2 separate regions of the Homo sapiens genome follow, and region 2 is linked to region 1. Evidence: chromatin contacts called from ENCODE Hi-C data. All regions are on one chromosome and are shown on one strand. The core of a region is the stretch at or near the end of the contact, and the rest is flanking DNA. Distances in the headings are between cores, read along the strand shown. Region 1 holds the start of PANX2 (pannexin 2). Region 2 holds the start of CHKB (choline kinase beta).

Region 1 (3,376 bases), core at 335-2,834:
GTCCCTTTCCTAGAGCTGTGGGAGGGAGCAGGGCCCTGCCGACACCTCGATTTTGGACTTTTGGCCTCCGGAACCATGAGAGATAAATGTCTGCTGTTTGAAACTGCCTAGTTTGCGGTACTTGGTTGCTACAAACACAGAGAACACACGTGGTGTCTGGACATGCTGGGCCTGCCCCAAGGCCCCACCGCACGCCTGGGCTCCCTGCTCTGCAGAGTGTGCTGTGTGCCCACCCCAGGGGTCCTCTAATCCCCGGGGTCTGGCCTCCAGTGTCGAAGAGGAGACCAGCAGAGGCCTCCTCCACCCCTGGGTGGGATCAGACAGCCTGGCCAATGTCCACCCTCAGGCCTGGTGTCTCCAGGCCACGGGGACTCCTTAAGGCAAGGCATCTGGGAGATTTGGGAAGCGCCAGTGCTGAGGCAGGGTCTGCTGAGGTTTGGAGGCTGCAGAAGAGAGGGCCCCAGGGTCCCAACACCCCTCCCCGCTGCAGACTAGTACCTCTGGGCCACACAGGCCAGGAGACCCTGATCCCCCTTGCCTTGGCCCAGACCCCAGGGGAGGAAGTTCTCGGCTCCACCTGTCTCGCCCCACTCCTTGGGGAGGGCAGAGGCACCAGGACCCCACCCCGCAGAGGCTCACAGGCAGGCTGGCTGCTCTGTCCATCTTCCTGCCTCGCCTGGGTGGCTTCAAGTGCCCCCACAGGTCCTGATCTAACCAGCGCGGGTCCCTGCCCTGGTCCAGCCCCCATCTCCCTGCAGGAGCTCCAGGCTCCCTGCTCTGACACGTGGCCCTGCCCCATGCTAGCCCCCCTGCTTCAAACCTTCGGAGGCCCCCAGTGCACCCGGAGAGGCCTCGCCCTGCCTGAGGGGTGGAGGGCCTGGGCCTCTCAGAGACTCTCTCTGCCCTCCTTCCACCCAAGTCCAGCCTGGGAACCCTGCCCGGCAGCTCCACCAGCCCCTGTAATCAGCTCTCTGCTGTCAACACCCATCCCGGCCTTTCCTGGTCCCCACCTGGCCACCCTGCATCCCCTCAGGCGCTGCTTGTGACATTCTCCAAACCAGACCCCGTGTCTCATGACATTTGGGACCCCTGGGTCCAGACAGGCCTAGTCCCACCCGCGGCCATGGGCGGACGAATGGAAGGAAGAACAACAATAAAATAGAGACGAGGGGTCTGTGCGACCAGCGACACCTGCTAGGATGGGGGCGGCTGTGGAAGGTGCCTGGGACGCCGCGGACGCAGCCAGGCCACGGTGGGCGCGGCTGGACGGAGCCGCCGGGGACGCGGGAAGCGCCAGCTCCCGGACACCTGCGGACGCCCCCTCTGCCCGCGCCCCGCGCCCCGGCCGCCGGCCTCACCTGCGAAGTTCTTGGTGAAGACCAGGGTGACCAGCAGGATGGGCACCAGCACGGTGCCGATGGTGACCACCCGGTCGAACGGCAGCTCCAGCTTCAGCTGCAGAAGCAGCGCGGCCAGCGCGCCCGCCTTGTCGTCCTGCGCGCCCGGCAGGATCAGCTCCCGCAGCTTCTCTCCCGCCAGCAGCGCGGTCGCCATGTCCGCCGACTGCTCCAGGAGGTGGTGCATGGGGGGCGGGGGGCGCGGCCCGGCGGGGGGCGCGGGCGGGGCGGGGGGCGCGGGGCGGGGCCCGGCGAGGGGGGCGCGGGCGGGAGGGGACGCGCGGCGCGGGGGCGGGGATCGGGGAGCGTGGGGGCGCGGGACGGGGACGGGGCCGCGGGCCGCGGGAGAGGGTGGCAGGGGACGCCGGGACCGAGCGGGGGGCTCCGGGGGATGGGAGTAGCCGGAGGCGCGCGGCGGGTGCGGGGCTGGCCGGGCGCGGAGCCCGCAGCGGGGTTTGGGGGGCGCTCCGCCGCCGCCCCCGGGGTCAGGGGGCGGGCGGGCCGGGCCGGGGCGGCGGCGGGGGGCACCGGAGCCGCCCGCCTCCGCCGCAGCCCGGCCCCCGCCCTGGCGCGTGCCTCCGGCGGGGGCGGCGGCGGGATCCCGGCCCGGAGCGCGGGCGGCGGCTGCTGTCCCTGCCTGGGGCCGGCGGCCCCGCTCCCGCCGCGGGGAGGGGGCTGTTTACCTGCGGCGACTCCGCGGCGTGGCTCCGCCCCACCCCGCCCCCCGCCACGCAGATGCGGCGCGGGCGATGACTTTGCAGAAAATATTGAAATGAAATGAAAGGACATGAATGAGTAATGACCGGTCCCTCTTCCTGGGAACGCGGGGTGGCTGGCGGGGGGCTGCCCCGGCCCGCGGGAGGGTGGGCAGGGGTGGGGGCGGCCCTGCGGGGCTCCGGGCTGGGGCGGGGGCGCCGCTCGGTGGCGACGTGAGGACTGGGCGCGCGCTGGGGCTGCCCCCGTCGCATCGCAGGGCCCTTCGCCCAGCCCAGGGCGCAGAGGGGGCTTCCTCGCCTGGGCCCCCCACCTGCCCCGGCCGCGCCCCGCTGTGGGTCCGGAGGTTCCCGCGCTCCTGGGGTGCTGCGGCCACTGGCGGGGAAGCCGGCGCTCTCTTCTCTGGGCTCGGGCGCCAGTGCGCGGGCAATGAGGGCATCTCCCCGCCCCACACCCTCCACTGCAGCCCCGGCCCCACCCGACCCCCCCACCCAGTACCCCCAGTCCCGCCGCCGTGAGTGACCCCATCACCCCCGCTCCTGCAGCCCGCACCTCCTTCCCCCACGCCCCATCCCGTCCCCTGTTCCACAGACGTTCCCGGGGCCTGTGCCAGCTCAGGGGGTCCCCGCCGCCTCCCTGACCTTCATTCCCTCCGCTCCCCACAGCCCCGCCCTCCGTCCTGTTCTCCCTCGGGGAGCCGGGGGTCTGGCTTCAGACGCGGGCGCATCCCGCGTGGTCCCTGCCTCTTCGAGGCAGCCGTTTTCCCTCGTGCAGGTCCCCTTCCCACTATACCAGGACGAACGTGCACGATCTTTCATATAAAAGATTTAGTGTGATTGGAGTTTTAAGTTCATTCAATAATTCATTCCAAAAATGTATTTTGAGCCCGTGTTCACAGGCCCGGCCACTGCTGTGAGCAAACCAGGAGGTCCCCCTGCCTCCCTGGGCTGCGTAGGGGATGTGTCTGCTTTGAGCTTTCACGCCGTCTGCGTTTTTAAAGATCCTTGCATGTTTTCTGAGGGATGCCAGCCCCTGACTTCCAGCAAACTTCATCCTGAGGCAGGCAGTTCAGCTACATCCAATCCCAGCACCCAACCACCCAGTCACCCCAGATAAACCCAGTCACCCCAAATAACCCAGGCACCTCCAGATAAATCAGCCCTGGCAGATAACCCAGTCACCCTGACAACCCAGGCACCCCAGATAAACCAACTCACCCCCCGATAACAGTCACCCCTACCAGATAACCCAGTCACTGCCAGATA
Region 2 (3,376 bases), core at 580-3,079, 410 kb before region 1:
GTTTGTTGTTGCTGTTCAGACAGTCTTGCTGTGTTGCTCAGGCTGGAGTGCAGTGGCGTGAACACAGGTCACTGCAGCCTTGACCTCCTGGGCTTAAGTGATTCTCTCACCTCAGCATCCAGAGTAGCTGGAACCACAGGCACCTGCCACCACGCCCAGCTAATCTTTTAATTTTTGTAAAGACAGGTTCTTGCTATGTTGCCCAGGCTGGTCTCAAACTCCTGGGCTCAAACGATCCTCCTACTTCGGCTTCCCAAAGTGCAGGGATTAAAAGCGTGACCCACTGCCCCCAGCCAGAATCAGTTTTCTTTTTTTTTTTTTTTTTTTTGAGACTGAGTCTGACTCTGTCGCTCAGGCTGGAGTGCAGTGGCTCGCGGCAACAAGGCCTGGGTTCAAGGGATTGTCACGCCTCAGCCTCCCGTGTAGCTGGGATTACAGGCACAAGCCACCAAACCCGGCTAATTTTTGTATTTTTAGTAGCGACGGGGTTTCGCTATGTTGGCCAGGGTGGTCTCAAACTCCTGACCTCAAGTGATCTGCCCGCCTCGGCCTCCCAAAATGCTGGGAGTACAGGCGTGAGCCACCACGCCCGGACCAGTTACTTTTTAAAGTGGCTCTAGGTCCCTTTAGGGAAGGATTGGAGGAATATTTCTTGGTATATGCTCAGATGCTGGTATTGTAAGATCCTTCCTGAGAGGAACCAAGCCTCCTTGTCAATTAATGGGCTCTAGGTCTCAAAACTGACTCAGATTTAAACAGAATGATCATGATTTTCCACTGCAGCAAAAGTGACATTAGCCTTGTGATCACCAATTTTTGATTTCTTTCTGGTTATCAAACAATACTCTAGTCAGATGCCCCAAAGAACACCATGGTTCGACAGACATTGCCACAGATCTCTGTGGGTCCAGCGTTCCTGGTCGCCGCTCTAGCCTGGGGCAGAAGCAGAAATGCAGGAGGCACGCGTTTAAATCAGGACGCCCTCAATGGGAGGTGCGCAGGCCGAGGAGGGGGCTGCGGCAAGCTGCGAGTCTTCACTTTCTTCGGCTCTTGGGTTTGACTCTGTAATTGGTTCTAGGCCTGGAGGAGACGAGGAGGATAGGGGGAGAGGGGAATGAATGAAGACGCGCATCTCAAGCGGGGCAGCAAAAGACTCCTCATTCAGAGGTGCGGCTCTACCGGCCAGGGAGTCCCCGTGTAGACTGGGCATTTATGCAACTGGAGTCATCGGAACTGTCCCAAGGGTCACATTCCTTCAGCAAATGTTTACTGCGTACCCACCGGGTGCCCGCATCCCGCACTCTGCCCGCGCTGTGCGGCCCTGCCTAGCGCGCGCGCCTCCTCCAGGCCTCACCCACGCTCAGGACGGACGCGCGCTGGACGGCTCTTCCTTGTCGGAGCGCCCCAGGGGTCGGGGAAGAGGGCCCGGCAAGGGAGCCCTCGCGCCGGAGCTGCAGCTGCAGCCGCCGCCCCGCCGCCCCGCCGGCTCCCACGGGGCAGAGACGCAGCTCCTCTCCGGTCTTCCCGTACGCTACCGCGCCCGGGCAGTTCCTCGCCCGCGCACGCGCCGCTCCGCCAACTGATTGGCCTCCGGCGCCTCGGATTGGCCCAGGCCGTCCAACAGCAGCCCCGCCCAGAGAGAGACCATTGGTCCTTGCCCATAGGGGCGGGGCCCGGCAGAGATCTGCGGAATTCGGCCTTCGGAAAGAGCCCCCGGGCCGGGGCACGGAGAGAGCCGAGCGCCGCAGCCGTGAGCCGAATAGAGCCGGAGAGACCCGAGTATGACCGGAGAAGCCCAGGCCGGCCGGAAGAGGAGCCGAGCGCGGCCGGAAGGAACCGAGCCCGTCCGAAGGGAGCGGAGCGCAGCCTGGCCTGGGGCCCGGTCGAGCCCGCGCCATGGCGGCCGAGGCGACAGCTGTGGCCGGAAGCGGGGCTGTTGGCGGCTGCCTGGCCAAAGACGGCTTGCAGCAGTCTAAGTGCCCGGACACTACCCCAAAACGGCGGCGCGCCTCGTCGCTGTCGCGTGACGCCGAGCGCCGAGCCTACCAATGGTGCCGGGAGTACTTGGGCGGGGCCTGGCGCCGAGTGCAGCCCGAGGAGCTGAGGGTTTACCCCGTGAGGTGGGAGGTCAGGGGTCAGCCTCTCCGGTGCGCGGATCGGGGTCAGGGGTCAGCCGCGGGGCCCTCAGGATGCTCCATGTTTTCGCCCCCCTCTTGCGCCCGCGCCTGGGGCGGGGCGGGGCCGGCCTGGCCGGGAGGGGGCCGGGGCCGCGGCAGGTAGGGCCGGCCGCGGGCTGAGCGCGCCTGGTGTGGGTCTGCAGCGGAGGCCTCAGCAACCTGCTCTTCCGCTGCTCGCTCCCGGACCACCTGCCCAGCGTTGGCGAGGAGCCCCGGGAGGTGCTTCTGCGGCTGTACGGAGCCATCTTGCAGGTGAGGGGGGTGTGAGCGCCGCAGCACCAGTGGCTTTAGGGCCTGTCGCTTACGCGATGCGGGTAGTATTGTTCCCGTTGCGCAGTTGAGGACACCGAGGTTCACGGTCTGAGTAACACCTCATTACACCGAAGCCTGGGCCTGTATTCCCAGAGCTTTGGGAGGCTGAGGCGAGAGGATCACTTGAGCACAGGAGTTCGAGACCAGCCTGGACAACATAGTGAGACCCCCATCTCTAAATAAAAATAGACCAACGCTAAAGCCTGTGCTCCAGAGCCTCCAGGCAATTGGATCAGAAGTCGCAGCTCTGGTGGGAGGAAGGCGAGCCCTCATGTGTGTCCCTGTGCCACTTTGCCTTGGCCCCTTTGCTGTCCATCCTTTTTCAGGGCGTGGACTCCCTGGTGCTAGAAAGCGTGATGTTCGCCATACTTGCGGAGCGGTCGCTGGGGCCCCAGCTGTACGGAGTCTTCCCAGAGGGCCGGCTGGAACAGTACATCCCAGTACGGGCCCAGTCCTACCCTCTCCTCCCCAAGGCACCTCCACCCCCTAACCCTACCCCAGTGCCCAATGTCTGCCTCCACATCCCTCACCCCAAGTAGGGAATTTCCCCCAAAACCCTGACTTCCCCTCATTGCCCCAGCCCTTCCCACTCCTGCCCCAGCCCCATCACCACCCTGATAGCTTCCTGGGTGCAGAGTCGGCCATTGAAAACTCAAGAGCTTCGAGAGCCAGTGTTGTCAGCAGCCATTGCCACGAAGATGGCGCAATTTCATGGCATGGAGATGCCTTTCACCAAGGAGCCCCACTGGCTGTTTGGGACCATGGAGCGGTGAGTCAGGAGCCTCCTCAGGGCTCCTGTACTCCTGAGCTGAACCTCCATGCCAGCGGATGTGTCGGGGGCTCTATCCAGCCCTCCACTTGAGTGGATCTGATGTCATGGGCTGTCA

Evidence for each region. Hi-C counts contacts between places; a loop is a spot of excess contacts on that map. Pooled maps may share reads with other maps.
Region 2: a pooled map shows a loop between it and region 1 (3-fold over the local background). The contact joins the promoter of CHKB here to the promoter of PANX2 in region 1. A Hi-C loop is called at or near these places in 9 of 50 pooled maps.

Annotation. Positions count from the first base shown.
Region 1 is chr22:50,168,939-50,172,314 of GRCh38, reverse strand. PANX2 (pannexin 2) reads right to left here and starts at 1,584. Exons shown (of 3, transcript NM_052839.4): 1 at 1,359-1,584. The coding sequence starts at 1,584. RefSeq lists an enhancer at 59-751 and a silencer at 2,351-2,410.
Region 2 is chr22:50,581,302-50,584,677 of GRCh38, reverse strand. It overlaps CHKB (choline kinase beta), which reads left to right and starts at 1,829. Exons shown (of 11, transcript NM_005198.5): 1 at 1,829-2,120; 2 at 2,321-2,429; 3 at 2,816-2,929; 4 at 3,125-3,258. The coding sequence starts at 1,897. CHKB-CPT1B (CHKB-CPT1B readthrough (NMD candidate)) reads left to right here and starts at 1,679. Exons shown (of 30, transcript NR_027928.2): 1 at 1,679-2,120; 2 at 2,321-2,429; 3 at 2,816-2,929; 4 at 3,125-3,258. CHKB-DT (CHKB divergent transcript) reads right to left here and starts at 1,652. Exons shown (of 4, transcript NR_110536.1): 1 at 1,355-1,652. RefSeq lists silencers at 1,283-1,682, 1,713-1,802, 2,133-2,332.